5 separate regions of the Homo sapiens genome follow, and all the other regions are linked to region 2. Evidence: chromatin contacts called from ENCODE Hi-C or POLR2A ChIA-PET data. All regions are on one chromosome and are shown on one strand. The core of a region is the stretch at or near the end of the contact, and the rest is flanking DNA. Distances in the headings are between cores, read along the strand shown. Region 1 holds the start of MRC2 (mannose receptor C-type 2). Region 2 holds the start of TANC2 (tetratricopeptide repeat, ankyrin repeat and coiled-coil containing 2). Region 3 holds the start of TLK2 (tousled like kinase 2). Region 4 overlaps MRC2 (mannose receptor C-type 2). Region 5 overlaps TLK2 (tousled like kinase 2).

Region 1 (2,700 bases), core at 64-2,563, 340 kb before region 2:
GATAGGAGGAATAAAAAGGAAAAAAATTGAATTTATTTCCAAAAAACATACCAAGGTGGACAAGATAGGAAACAATACAATTTATATTACAGTTTTATTATTATTTAAAAATTTTATATTAACAAAATGAGATGGGATCTGCCTATGTTGCCCAGGCTGGTCTTCAACTCCTGGGCTCAATCTCCTCGGCCTCCGAAAGTGTGATTACAGGCGTGAGCCACCGCACCCGGCCCATATTACAGTTTCATAGTGTTTTTGATTACTCGTGGTAGGAGAAATGTGTCTTCTTTGCACTTGGGGTCTCAACGTCTCAGTCCTGCCCTATGCCCCGAGACCCCAAGAGGCTTTCCCAAGGTCAGGCAGGGAATCCGCAGAGAGGCAGGGCTGGACTCCAGCATCCTGACTCCCCAGTTCGTGCTCTGTGCTGCAGAGACCTGTTGCGTAACACTGAGTAACTGTGGATTGTCTAACCTTTTATGAAATTTCCAGCTGGTCTTTTGCTACCGGCCAGCAGTCCAGTTGGTGGGAGTGATGATGCCGGTCTTCTGAGACGTCCAGTGGACAGATTTTCCCCAGGTTTCTGGATGCAGCCCCAACAAGCAAAAGTGCTACACTCCTGCACCGGGAACACTGACACAGGGGTCACGAAAATGCTAAAACAAGACGTGCAAGAATTGTTGCGCTCCGCACACGTAACAAGGGCTCTGCCTCCCCCTCCCCCAATCTTCGCCCTGGTGGCCAGGCCCTGGGCTCCGCCCCTTCCCCACCAGACCGGGGGAGGGGTCCTCCTCGGCATGGAGGTAGGGGATGCTAGGCTGCTGGAGACGCCCGCAGAAAGAGGCGGGATGGCGGGGCGGATGCTGGCGGCCCGGGTCTGGCCACCTGGGTCAGCTGCACGCCCCCGCCCCGGGCTGGCCGGACCTCGTAGCCCAGGTCCCACCACGCCGTGAAGTTTGCGGAAAGTTTTGCAGTTGCTTCCCCGCCCGCGCCAGCGGGGGAGTTGTGACGCAGCGTCTGGGGATCCTGGCCGGGACAGAAGAGAGGGAAGGCGAGGCGGGGAGAGACTGGGAAACAGAGCAGCAAGAGAAAGGGCGCACGCTGGGGTCCTCCTGGACCCGGCGTGTCCTCCTCTCCGCCACCCCTTTCTCTCCCTCCCGACGCTCTAGCCCCAGACCCGCGCCTCCTCCCCTTCCCCTCCCACGCTGCCCACTTCCCTTCCCCTCTACCCCTCGAACCCTCCTCCCCGGTTCTGCGCTCCTCCCTCCGCCCTCCCTCCGCCCGGGCTGCCTCCTCCCTCCTCCTCCCCGGGAGGCATCACTTCGTCCCGACCCGGAGGAGGACGCGAGCCCCTTGCGGGCGGTCATCACAGCCCAGCCTCGGGGCTGCCACAGCGCGTTGCGCCTGTGCGCCCTCGGTCCCCGCGTCCACTGAGCGCCGCGCTCGGGGATGGGGCCCGGCCGGCCGGCCCCCGCGCCCTGGCCTCGTCACCTGCTGCGCTGCGTCCTGCTCCTCGGGTGCCTGCACCTCGGCCGTCCCGGCGCCCCTGGGGACGCCGCCCTCCCGGGTAAGGCGCTGCCAACTTGGCCAACTTCAGGGCCCGGGCGGGGGGAGCGCCGAGGCGCGGGCCGCTCTCGACTTTTCCCTCCTTTTCCCCCCTCTTTTCTCCAGAAGCGTGTGTGCGTGTGTGTGTGACTGGGTTTTTAAAACTCGTCTCCGCTTTTCTGAAAGCGGGGGAGGAGAGGGGAGGAGGAGCGCGCCTAGAGGTGGGGGAGGACCTGAGTGGAACCAGATGTGGCGGGCGGCGGGGGAGGGGAGCCCGGGGGACTCCAGCAGCCTAGGAGGAAGCGGGTGGGCTCTTGAGGACCCCCGCGCACCGCGCTCCCGGACCACCCGGCGCCGGCCCGTCCTCGGCAGGGGACCTGCAGGGCGCGCCCGGGGAGCCAGGGCTCTCTGTCCGGGAGTTCCCGGGCCCAGTCTCCTCGCTCTGCCCCAGGACTGATGCGTTAGGACGGCTTTCCAACTATCCGCGAGGGTTCGTTTCCCCCACCTTCCCCCCGCCCCCTGCATCTCGTGGGCGTTGATATTTTCTTTTCCACACTTAGTCTTCAAGGAGGCTTGTGGCGCGCGGCATCCGCCCCGCGTGAGCTCGGCAGCCCTGTGAGGAGGCTCCTGCCACTGGGACGCAGCAACAGGCTGGGCGCCGCCGTGCTGTGATGTTGCGTAGCGTGGGCAGCTCTGGGCACACTAGTGGCCCTCCAGAGGGGACAGACCTTGAGCGGCAAAAGAGCTGCTAAAGATTTTAAAACCCAACGAACAGGAAACAAAACAAAAATCAGAAAACCCCAAAACTGTGCCATTCTCTTCCTGCTCCTTATTCAGGGGTAACAGTGAAGTGTGGGGACAGACAGATCCCTCGCCAAGAATCTAAGAGTTGAAAGGAAAGATCCACTTCCTGGGGGAGTGGGGGTGGGGGTGTCTGGAGTGACCGGGGGAATCGCCCGGCCCAGCTTGGTCCTGCTGGCTGTTTAATTGGGGGATGGGGACAGTCCGTGCAGTGTCTGCAGTTTTGTGCAAGGACCAGACAGCCCCCTGGAGAGTCTGGGGCCTCCAGCCTGGCCCGTGCTTGCTGGGTTGGCCTGGCGTGACGTAGGCACAAGACACATATCTGCCAGATGGGAAAGGTGGGGGCCACGGTGACCC
Region 2 (2,700 bases), core at 131-2,630:
ACCATAGGTAGATGGGTTTTCATTAGATTAATCTAACTTTCTGGAGTTAACACCAAAAGATTCCATATGTCAGCCCTTCACCTTGCCATGTTAGCTGTATTATTCAAAGCTGCTCTAGCTCTGACTTTGCAAGCATTCACTGTAAAGAAGAGCTGTTGGATGGACATGTTCATATCCAGTTTCTTGTATTGTTCTGAAATTAATACTAATTTTTGAAAATCGAAGAAACTCCTGGATGAAGTGCTACAGGATGGGGCAGATTAAAGTGCTGTTATCAAACAAACCTCTCTACCTTGGAAGCGCCACAGACAGAGCTTCCTTGATTGATGTAATTTGGCGCATCTATTTCCAATCATGTCATCTGATTAAGAAGTTGGATGACCACGAAAGGTCATCTCAGTTTATGGAAGGGAAGGCGAGCCGGGCAGAGTTGGTAACGGTGATTGCTTCGCATCATCTTGCAGCACGCGATGATGTTTATGTCCCAAATACCTCCCACAGCCGACTTGCTGTTTTATGATAGGAGGGAAACAGTAGAGGGGAAGAAGATCTAGGTGGAGGGTGAAATATGACCTAACATCGTTCGACGAGGTATTAATGTGGTGGCTTTCCCGCCCTTGTCGACCAGCTCTTAAAACCACGCTACTTCTTAGTCAACCTGGCAGTGACAGAAGCAGCGCCACGACTTTACCTCAGGTTTGCAAGCTGTGGTTGGTGAATTTTCAGCCATTATTCTAAATAACAGTCTCGGTCTCCCCACAAACCCCACTGTTGTTTTGTTTTTCTTTCTCATTCTGATTCTCCCCACAGCCAACCGTGGCCTTTTGAAGTCGTCTACAAACTACCACTGAGAATCCGGGAAAGAATAACTGACACTTGTAGGCTTCGAGGACTCTCAGAGTGATATGTGCCTGAGGTGACCGAAGTGGGGGAGATCTAGGAGAGCATTCCGGTCATCAAAGCAGGAGGACAGGCCCTGAAATGGGCGCACGTGACAGCAGCAGCCACCTCGAGAGTGACATCACCCCTGAGGGCGGAGCCCAACTATGTAGGGCCTTGTCAGTTACCGAGCGTCCTCCCTGCTGCCCCTCCAAATGCCACCCACAAGTCCGAGCCCCCCGGGGATACGAGAAATGCCAGGACATCCCAGAGCGCCAGAGCCAGGGCCCCGTCTCTCCGCGCGGAGGAGGGCTGCGTCCCCACTCCCTCTTCCAGCCGTTCCCCACCCCCAAACTGTGGAAGGGGCGGGGGCGCGCGCGCTCCACCACGCACGCGCCCCCACGCACGCGCGCTCCCTCCGCGCTCGCGCCCCTCCCCACCCCAGCCCGGAGGGGGCGGGGCTGCGGGCGGCCTCAGAGGGTGCGACGCCCCCAGCGCGGCGGCGGCGCTAGCGAGCGGCCGGCGGGGCGCGGGTTGCTGGGCGCGCTGCTCCGGCGGGGCCCGCTGGCACAGCCGCCTCGCGCGAGCCGCCCGCCCGGCGGGGGAAGCTGCGAGCGCTCCGAGCGCCCGGCCTAGGGCCGCTGGCGCTGCCCTCCCGCCGCCACCGCCCTCCGCGCCTCCTTCGGGCGGCCCCGCCCCCATTCCCATCCCCCTCGCGCTCACCTCCCGGCTGTGCCGCGCGCTAGGCGGAGCGAGGCGCCCGCCGCCGCCGAGCCGAGCCGAGGGGCGAGAGCTGGCCCCCGAGCCGCCGCTGACAGGAGCACCGCCGCGGGCTGCGCTCGCCGGCTGCGAGGCCCCGCCGCGCCGTTCCGGGGTGCAGACTCGCCGCGGGGCGTTGGAGGACTGCGAGGTGCTCCGGGAATCGCGGGCGGCGCCGGCGGGCGGCGCGGTCCTCACAGGAGACCCCGGGGACTGGGGCTTGACCCGGAGGTGCAGAGAGCCCCTCAGAGCGGCAGGTAAGGGGCCCGGGGAGCAGGGCGAGGAAAGGTCGCTTCAGTGACAGGGTCGTTCGCCTCCACAGCCTCGGCTCCGGGGAGAGGGGCGGGGGCGAGCGGGGAGACGGCGAAATGGGCAGCGAAGTGCCTCGGTGTCCAAGGCGTGGGGAAGGCTGGCTCCGAATATGACACCAAGGCGGGCTTCAGAGGCGTGTGGGGTCGCCACTTGGCTGTCACCGAAGATGTCATGGAATTTGGTACCTAGAGCGTCTCTGGATGACGGGGACCAAGGATAAGATGCGAGGCGGATTGCTAAACGTGGCAGGGAATGTGGTGCAGAACGAGTTGCAAAATGTGCCCCCAGAATGCAGCATAAAAGTAGTTGCGAAATGTGCCAGGTAAGGCACAGGATGGGCTGGCCTCTGTGGCGTTGAAATTCATGGTCGAAGTGTTATTAGCGATATTAATAATTCCTCTGGGAAAGGAGGTGTAGCATAATAAAAGATTAATAAGGCTCATTGCTAGATATTTTGCCATAGGAAATCGGGAGGAGCTATGATAAGCTATTTTTTTTGAGGTAGAGAAAGTAACCACGTGAAAGAAAAAAAGCAAATTGTGTCTGGCTGTGAGATTGGAAAGAAAAAATAGGGCTAAAATAATTCCAGGTTTTGCCATCAGCGTGTAGAGCATTGGTACAATTGTATCCAGTCTTCATTTCCAGGTGTGGAATGTTTAGAATGGTCTTCACAAAACATAAACAATGATAATTAACATTAGGAAGAAGATTTGGTGTTTCGGGTGTCTTTCACTCTCTTCTCTGCTCCTC
Region 3 (2,700 bases), core at 168-2,667, 490 kb before region 2:
TTTTCCACAGTGCTTGCATGTGCCCCAAGGGTTTGGAAGGTTGGAGAACTAACAAAAAGCAAAGAGCCATCCTGTGTCGTTTCGGCAGGTCTGTGTTCTGTTAAAATATGGAAGAATTAAGAGAAGAACGAAGAAATAAGGGCAGAAACTCCACTGGGGAGTACTTGTCTAACCCTGAAAAAGTTCAAGGCTGTTGTTCAAGGTCTGAATTTTTCCCTTGAGATTTGCTTGTAGTCCTTAAAGTCATCTTCAGACATCTGATCAAGGCAGCATCCGCGGAAAATTATAAGGTGGGTGGCTGCACTGGAGCCTGTCCTGGCTCAGGGGCGCCGGTGAAGAGTGATTTTTTTCCCTTGGCCTTGGGGGATCAGAGGGGGTGCCCTCTGCTATGCAGGAAGCCCTCCTTGCCCGCTAGATAGTTCTCATTCCTCAGGAGATACTCTGTGAGGGGCCGGCGTGTTTTCTCCATCTTGGCACTTACCCTCAGACCCTCCTAAGTACCCGGGAGGGCCGTGTTTTTCATCGGAGGTTGAAATGGAACCTCCCCCTGGGTGCCCGGGGAGAGTACCTTGGGGGCAGCGCCCCTCCTTCCGGAGGGCAGCATCCCCGCGGGGGCGGGGGCTCGGCTTTGATCCCAGGGCACCTTTTGTCCCTGGAGACGCTCTGCCAGCCAGGTACGTGGAGGGAGTGCAGCCCGCCCTCCCGGGCGACGCGCGGGGCTGGGGCGGGCCGGCGGCTCCGGGGAGTGGCGGCCGGGAGCCCGCGAACGCGGGTGGGCGCCGTCGCCTCACTAACCGGGCGCCTCCGGGAAGTCCGGGCGGGGTCCGCCGCTCACACATAGGATTAGCGTCCTCTAAACTCCATCCCTGGGAAAAGCCGCCGCACTTCTCACCCAAACTCGCGGAGCCGAGGGGCTGGGCAGGGGTTGGGCGGGCGCGGGGGCCGGCGAGGCGGATCCGGGAACGGGTGGACCCGGGCGGCCAAGCCCCTTCAGCGCCGGCCCAACCGCCCCGGCCCGGGCCAGTCCAGCGGGGCGGGGGCCGGCGACACAAAGGCGGCGGCGGGTCCTCCGGGCCTCCGGCCTCGGGCAGTCGCAGGGCGCCCCGGGCCGCCGGACCTCCCCTCGCGTTGCGGCCCGTCAGCCGGCGCCGCCCGTCGCCCGCCCTCAGCCGTCCGGCGAGGCGCGGCTTCCTCCGCCGGCGCGGGGTCCCCTGGTTAACCCCTGCCCGGCAGCGCGGCCGCTGATTGGAGAAGGCGGGGCGCCGGGGCAGCGGGGACCCCCCCCCACCTTCCTCGTCCCCTCCCCCTGCTCCCCCACTGTCGGCGCTTCCCCCACCCCCCCAGGACCCCCCCCGCCTCCCAGCCGTGCAAATCTCGCGAGGAAACACGCGGTTTCACTAGTGTGTTTACACCGATCACTACTAATCCGGACCGAACCGATCCGGATTAAGGGGCCGGAGGCGGGTCCTGGGCACCAGCGGTTCCGACCCCCCCGCCCTCCGCGCCGCACCCGAGTGGCCCCCAGCCGAGCGGGCCCCCACCTCCTGGCCCGGCCTGGGCCCTCCTGCGCCTCCCTTGGCCTTTGTCCGGCGCCAGGAGGCCGGTCCCGCGCCCCCCGCGGCCGCCCGGGCCCGGGCCCGCGTCGGGCGCCTGGCTCTGTACGCGAGCCCGGGGATCTGCGGCCTTCGTGCCCCCCCTCCCCCGCCCGCCCTCTCGTGGAGCCCGGCGCCGGCGGCGGCTGCCCGGGCGGGGGGTTGCGGCGCTCAGGAGAGGCCCCGGCTCCGCCCCGGGCCTGCCCAGGGGGAGAGCGGAGCGGTCCGCAGCCGGGTCGGGTCGGGGCCCCTCCCGGGAGGAGCGTGGAGCGGCGGCGGCGGCGGCGGCAGGTGAGAGGCTGAGCCCCGGGCGGGGGAGGACTCCAGGCCTGGGGCATTAACCGTCCTGGGGACCCCTTTGGCCTGAGGAGCCTGCGACCTGGGCCCAGCTCGGGGCCGGCTCCGGACCGCAGCTCCTGGGCGCTGAGGCGGGAGGGGCTCCCTGAGGGCTGCGGGTCGCTGAGGGGCCGGGCAGAAGATGGGGGAGGCCCAGGCGGCCCCGGCCTGGGATTGGGGCCGGCGGCCGGAGGAGAGACGGGGGCCCCCAGGCAGCTGGAGGCCTCGGCAGCCTCCCGGGCGCCCCCGAGAGCCGGCCCTCCCTTCCTCCGTGACAGGTGGGCCTGGAGTTGGGGAAAGTTTGGAGCCGGCGAGGGGCGCCGGGACCAGGCCCCATCGCTCCTGCTTCCCGGCTGTGGGCTGCAGGGAGGATCCCAGTCCAAGGCCCCGCTGGAATTAGACGGAGTGGCTATTTCCTTAACATGAGTTGACATTAAACGGAATAACCGCCGGGGCGTCATTTTCCGGGCCGGGCCTGGGGATGGAGGTTTGGGAAGTGTTGCGAGAGACCTTGGGGTTTGGGAGAGACTGCAACCTTTGCCATTCCGACCTCGATTAGGGCAGGGCAAGACGCGAGGAAGGCCACGGGGGAAACTCATTCTCCCAGTCTCTTTTTTTTCCTTCTTTTTCTTTTTGTAAAGATGCATTTCAACCTTTCTGAGAATTTCCTAATTCTCTCTCTAACCTGCACTTGCATGTGTGGGTGAAACTTTAATTTGTCACCTTTTCATTCCCCTTTGCCCCAGGCTCTCAATCCAGGAAGGGAAATGAA
Region 4 (2,700 bases), core at 197-2,696, 310 kb before region 2:
TCTCTACCTTTTTTGTCAAGTGTTACTTGAAAGACCATTACCAAGAAATTGAATTGAAAGTTAATTTTTTTCTCCTTCTTTACGGAGACGAGTTTCACTCTGTCCCCCAGGCTAGAGTGCAGTGGTGCGATCTGGGCTCACTGTAACCTCCTCCTCCCGGGTTCAAGCAATTCTCCTGCCTCAGTCTCCTCAGGCATACACCACCACATCTGCCACCATACCCAGCTAATTTTTGTATTTTTATTAGAGATGGAGTTTCACCATGTTGGCCAGGCTGGTCTCAAACTCCTGGCCTTAAGTGATCCACCTGCCTCGGCCTCCCAAAATGCTGGAATTAAAGGCGTGAGCCACCGCGCCCTGCCTGACTGTTAATATTTTAAACCTCAGTTTCTCAGGAACTAATCATTCTGGTTGAATACATTTTGCTACACATTTCTTTTGTTTGTGGGGGGGTATCTAAGTTGTTTTTTTCTTTTAAGTCAGAAAACATAAATTTTCACTATGGAAAATTGTAAATTACAGAAAGGCCCAAAGATTTTCTTCATTTCTGCTGACTCTTCAATGAACCAGAGGGGCACGTGTAATATTTCCGCTTTCGGTTACTCCCCACCCCACACACCTTGTAGACACTTTGTCAAAACTACATTTTAAAAAAATGCTTTCCCCCAAATTCGTATGGATGTCTCCTAATAAAGTCACGCAGTCACTCACTGGTTCGTCCTCAATCAACCAGGCGTGGAGTCCTAACCTGTCCATGATTTTAAGAAAGGGCAGGCGCACAACACCCCCGCACGGAGAAATGAACAGGTGTGGCTCGGCAGAGGCCTTCCGCACCTGCGTTATGGAGTGGTGGCCGCTGTCGGCGATGGGGTCCCCGCGAGGGCACAAGTGATCGCGTGGCCACGGCGAGGCTCTGCCTCCGCCCCCGCGCTCCGGGTCCCATTCCCGAATTCTGCCCTCAGCGGCCTGGTCAATGAGGTTGGATCGTTGGCCCAGAAAGCCACTTCCTGCCGCGACTGGAGCCAGCCGTCGTTGTGAAAATTCCCCCCACGGGGAAGGAAGTGGCTCTTGGGCTGTTTATTTTGGCTGCGGGCTAGCAGACGGCGCCAGGGGCAGCGGCCACGCAGACCGGGCATTTGTCTAGCTGGGCGGGAGGCGGCGGAGCGGGAAGTGCCACAGATTGAGGGGCGCACGGCGGTGGAGGGAGGGGCGCCCAGTGGAGAGGGGGCTCACGGTGACAGAGGAAGTGGCGCCGCTTGGGGGGGTGCACGATGGCAGGGGGAGGGGTGCTCGGTGGAGGGAGGGGCACACGGTGGCGGGGGGAGGGGCGTGCCGCAGATTGAGGGCGAACGGTGGCTTGGGGAGGGGCGCTCCTTGGAGTTGGGGGCGCACGATGGCGGGGGCAGGGGTGCCCCTTGGGAGCAGAAGCAGAGAAGACTCGGAACTCCAAGAGCAGGTGGATCTGGGAGCCCCAGATCCTGGGCACTGGGTTGGGGGAGAAAGGGGTCAAGGTGTGCCCGCCCCCGGGATGCTCGGACTCTGGGGATCCAGGCCTGGTGACCCCCGGTGAGGAAGAGCCAGTGGGAGGAAAGGGCCGGGCGCTGCCCGGAGCAGAGGCTGGAGGCGAGAGCGATTGCTGCTTGCTGTAGCGCGGCCGCTCTCCAGTTCCTCCGGCAAGGGGGGCCTGGGGGAGGACTGGCCGAAAATACTGTGATGCTTTGGTCTAAGACAAAAGCCAGCAGGGGATGAGATCAAACACCATGACACTGCGAAGGGGAAGGCCAGCGCGGGTGAGGATTTGCCTTCCCAGAGAACCCCAGGGGCGGGGCTAGCTTCCACTCAGCCCGCATTACCCCCACCCCCGCCCCCACCCCCGGGGCGGGGTCTGGAGGATCAGCAAAACCGCGGGAAAGGTGACAGTCGCCTTCCCCACCACCGCCTGCATTTAGTAGGTGGAGGGACAGTCCCACCTCTCCACCCATTCCCTGCCAGAGTGTGATTTAATGTCTTCCTAGAACACAGGATATCACAGTCTGCAGCACAGAGATTTGAAGTGGGGAGAAAAGCATCTCTGGAAATGACTGGTGGGGGAAGCCCGCCACTGCTCTACAAAGGGTGGCCTGTGACAGCAACAGCGCAACACTGGGACTGTGTGTGTAGGTTTTAGGCACAAGCACTTTAAGCTGTGGGAGGAAAGCAGTTTGGCCTGGCTGGGATGGAGGGGCTGTTGGGGAGGAGGGAGGAGGGTGTGAAAAGGGGAAGGTGGCCGGTAGAGGGAAACCCACCATGGTTCAGGATGTCGGTGGGGATGTTGCACAGTTGGGCGGGGTATTGGGCTTCGATATCATGTAACCCCCGTCCTCCATGGAAGCAATGCCCCCCTCGTCCAGCCCAGGATCTAATGTGCATGCATGTACGTGGACACAGTCTCTAGCCAGGGGTGGTGCAGGGTGGGGTGCTGGGTCCCCAGGGTTGGCCTCTTAGCAGGGTGGGGCTGGCAGCTTCTGCTGACTCAAGGACATTTCCAGGCCTGGCCTGGAGGTTAAGCAGCTCATTGAAAACAGCTGCTCCTCTTGGCTGGCGGCCCTTTCAGGCGGCCTCTGGCTCTCCCTGGGATGACCCCTCGCCTCTGCGTGGCCTGGGGAGGGGCAGTGAAGGGAGAGAGGCTCAGAGGCTGGAGGCCACCCTGCCATGCCCTCA
Region 5 (2,700 bases), core at 63-2,562, 390 kb before region 2:
TGTAAATAATTGTCATACTATATTGTTTATGGAATAATAAGGAAAAAAGTTTGTACATATTCAGTATAGATGCAGCCATCTTTTTTTTTTCGTGTATTTTCAATCTGCAGTTGGTTGAATCCATGGATATGGAGAGCCATCCTTATATGTGTTCTGTGAGTAGGGATGAGGAGGTCTAGCTAATAATCAAAAAGAATTTTCAGGCAAACAGAAAACTCTTGAATTATCATTTTCATTTTGCTGTTCGATTGATGTCTAATCAGTGACCTGGCTCATCTTGAAGCCAAGGGCATAGTATTATCAAGTGACTGGCTGTTTCTTTGTAATACTCTGATTAGGTTAATTTTGCATACAGCATTGCCCTTCTAGATATGTTCGAATAAACTGTATTGTGGGTATCTACCTTAGAGTAATCTTGGTTTTCTGCTTGTCGTTCTTCCACGAAAGATACTGTACTGAATCTGGAAAAGATCTGACAGCAATGTTCAGGGAAGAGGGTAGAGCAACTTCCATTTGAGTGTAGGTTTTAAAAAATTAGATTTTGCCGGGCACGGTGGCTCATGCCTGTAATCCCAGCACTTTGGGAGGCTGAGGCGGGTGGATCACTTGAAGTCAAGAGTTTGAGACCAGCCTAGCCAACATGATGAAACCCTGTCTCTACTAAAACAATACAAAAATTAACTGGGCATGGTGGCGCACACCTGTAATCCCAGCTATTAGGGAGGCTGAGGCACGAGAATCACTTGAACTTGGGAGACAGAGCTTGCAGTGAGCTGAGAGCTGAGATCGTGCCACTGCATCCCAGCCTGGGCAACAGAGTGAGGCTCTGTCTCAAAAAAAAAAAAAAAAAAGATTTATTATTCCACAAAAATGAAGGTTGGTTCCACAAAAGAGAATGTGTGGAAAAGCACAGTAGAGGAAGAAGGAGAAGGGAGCTATCATTTGATTGTCAATTATAGTGGGTGACTTAAAGACTAACCTGTTAGATGGTTAATCTCCAATTTTGTATGTTTTTATATACCAAGTCTGTAAACCTTAATATCTGTTAGGTGGTAGGATACATGAGAGAAAGTGTTTTTTTTTTTTACAATGGAGTTTTTATTGGTCCCTAATTTGTAAACTAGTTAATCACAGAAAAATGTGACATCTTATTAGGAAATACTCTAATGGTAATGGTGTTAGATTAACTGCAGTTGTAAAATATGTTTTATACTAATTCATTTTGTATACTATTCCCTAAGGAGTTCTTACTAGTTGGAAGACTTCGTTGTGCTTTCTCCAAATGTATTTTTCTTTTAAAAACTTAATCTAGGTGTCACTGTATCAGTGGGCGGGGTTGACGTGTAGAGTAGTAATGGCTCCCTTAGACTAGAATAAAGGATAGGTCTAAAAAGAAAATCTTGTTTACTTTCTTTAGCATCCTACAAACTTGGTATCTTTTTACGTAAAACTGAGAAGCTTTCATCCAAAGAAAAATAAAATAGAACTTGGAACTTTTTACAACTTTTAAAATACGATTTACTTTTAATGGGTTCAGATCAGAGAATTGTTTCCTTAGCTGTTAAAAAGGAATCAGAAAATTGTTCCTTCTGAGTCAGAAAATAAGGTCACAATAGAAATTTGATATGTTCCTTCCTGTCCACTCTGAAAATAGTAATAACTAGTGTCTTAAAGCACAGACTCATTCCCAGAAAACATCTATCACCAATTATTTGGCCCTTCCAATCTGAAGTTAAAATCAAATCTCTACTTGACTTAAAGGGGCTTATTTTTTCTGAAATTGGATACACAAGTGACAAATTGTGTGTGTTCCATAGCTGTGGTAAAACTTTTGACTTTCTTTCTTTGTACAACGTCTTTTATATCTCTAGGCAACAGGAAAGGATAAATTCACAGAGGGAAGAGATAGAAAGACAACGGAAAATGTTAGCAAAGCGGAAACCTCCTGCCATGGGTCAGGCCCCTCCTGCAACCAATGAGCAGAAACAGCGGAAAAGCAAGACCAATGGAGCTGAAAATGAAACGTATGTTCTTTATTGACGTGAACGCTGAGACACCACACCCTGCCCCCAAATACAAATGTTGATTGTCACCGGCAATAGTTTTAAATTCTTGAGGTCACTCAGGTTTAAACCTTCTTTTCAGTTACATTAATGGATTTGCTCAACTCATATAAATGCCATATAAAATTAATTGATTTTCTTAAACCTGCTCTTTCTTTAGGGCATTTTGAATGAGAGGGAAAAGTAATGTCACTTGACATCATGACTTTTGGCCACTCCTGGTTAACAAATAAGATGTCATTGTACTGAAATGATATTATTGCTTACATGTGGCTGCAGGGTGTGGTACACTAGTATCATCTTATGGGAGTTACCTGGCTGTTATTTCAGACTGAAGAATGCTCTTTACTGGTCAAAAGAGCACTTAGTTAATAGTCACAAACTTAGGATAAGCCCCCCAGAAAGCTGTTATGTTAGAAAAGGACATTGTCCCAATAAGCCACAACTTGATCTCATCAGAATTGTTTCCTGTTCTGGGAATCTAAGGAAAACACCAGTATCTTAAACTGCAGTACAGTCATCTTTTTCTCTGTCACTCAACAATATTTACATAGCTACCATATATAGGAGGAGTAGAAAATTCTAAGCACAAATGCCTGCCTTCTCCATTCTTCTCTTCCTTTCTGTTTAACTGAAA

Evidence for each region. Hi-C counts contacts between places; a loop is a spot of excess contacts on that map. ChIA-PET counts read pairs that join two places held with the same protein, here RNA polymerase II (POLR2A). Pooled maps may share reads with other maps.
Region 1: a loop to region 2 is called in a map of IMR-90, with 5 times the contacts of the local background. The contact joins the promoter of MRC2 here to the promoter of TANC2 in region 2. A Hi-C loop is called at or near these places in 2 of 168 maps with a recorded cell type or tissue (IMR-90 and chondrocyte) and 7 of 50 pooled maps.
Region 3: a map of CD4-positive, alpha-beta T cell shows a loop between it and region 2 (7-fold over the local background). The contact joins the promoter of TLK2 here to the promoter of TANC2 in region 2. A Hi-C loop is called at or near these places in 2 of 168 maps with a recorded cell type or tissue (CD4-positive, alpha-beta T cell and naive thymus-derived CD4-positive, alpha-beta T cell) and 14 of 50 pooled maps.
Region 4: a loop to region 2 is called in a map of naive thymus-derived CD4-positive, alpha-beta T cell, with 5 times the contacts of the local background. The contact joins the enhancer-like site here to the promoter of TANC2 in region 2. A Hi-C loop is called at or near these places in 1 of 168 maps with a recorded cell type or tissue (naive thymus-derived CD4-positive, alpha-beta T cell) and 17 of 50 pooled maps. POLR2A ChIA-PET finds 5 or more read pairs at or near these places in 2 of 52 experiments (H1 and naive thymus-derived CD8-positive, alpha-beta T cell).
Region 5: a loop to region 2 is called in a map of heart right ventricle, with 2.6 times the contacts of the local background. The contact joins the enhancer-like site here to the promoter of TANC2 in region 2. A Hi-C loop is called at or near these places in 3 of 168 maps with a recorded cell type or tissue (PC-3, chondrocyte and heart right ventricle) and 2 of 37 single-sample maps with no recorded cell type. POLR2A ChIA-PET finds 5 or more read pairs at or near these places in 1 of 52 experiments (activated CD4-positive, alpha-beta T cell).

Annotation. Positions count from the first base shown.
Region 1 is chr17:62,626,357-62,629,056 of GRCh38, forward strand. MRC2 (mannose receptor C-type 2) reads left to right here and starts at 1,314. Exons shown (of 30, transcript NM_006039.5): 1 at 1,314-1,564. The coding sequence starts at 1,447. LOC107985020 (a long non-coding RNA gene) reads right to left here and starts at 1,694. Exons shown (of 2, transcript XR_001752961.3): 1 at 1,489-1,694; 2 at 81-653. RefSeq lists an enhancer at 1-40 and silencers at 1,234-1,673, 1,874-1,943.
Region 2 is chr17:62,964,855-62,967,554 of GRCh38, forward strand. It overlaps TANC2 (tetratricopeptide repeat, ankyrin repeat and coiled-coil containing 2), which reads left to right and starts at 1,381. Exons shown (of 28, transcript NM_001394998.1): 1 at 1,381-1,895. RefSeq lists a silencer at 1,268-1,457.
Region 3 is chr17:62,477,408-62,480,107 of GRCh38, forward strand. It overlaps TLK2 (tousled like kinase 2), which reads left to right and starts at 1,418. Exons shown (of 22, transcript NM_006852.6): 1 at 1,418-1,883. RefSeq lists silencers at 523-572, 683-822, 1,003-1,302, 1,793-2,182.
Region 4 is chr17:62,651,510-62,654,209 of GRCh38, forward strand. All of the region lies in intron 1 of MRC2 (mannose receptor C-type 2), which reads left to right. Among named protein-coding and RNA genes, the nearest start is that of MRC2, 25 kb to the left of the region's middle. RefSeq lists enhancers at 344-1,055, 1,056-1,766, 2,479-2,700. Within about 2 kb of position 1,447, at least 27 of the 41 ENCODE cell types and tissues checked have a DNase peak (open chromatin) inside an H3K27ac peak, as active enhancers do.
Region 5 is chr17:62,571,344-62,574,043 of GRCh38, forward strand. TLK2 (tousled like kinase 2) reads left to right here. Exons shown (of 22, transcript NM_006852.6): 12 at 1,872-2,024. Among named protein-coding and RNA genes, the nearest start is that of MRC2, 55 kb to the right of the region's middle. RefSeq lists a silencer at 2,472-2,672. Within about 2 kb of position 1,313, at least 2 of the 41 ENCODE cell types and tissues checked have a DNase peak (open chromatin) inside an H3K27ac peak, as active enhancers do.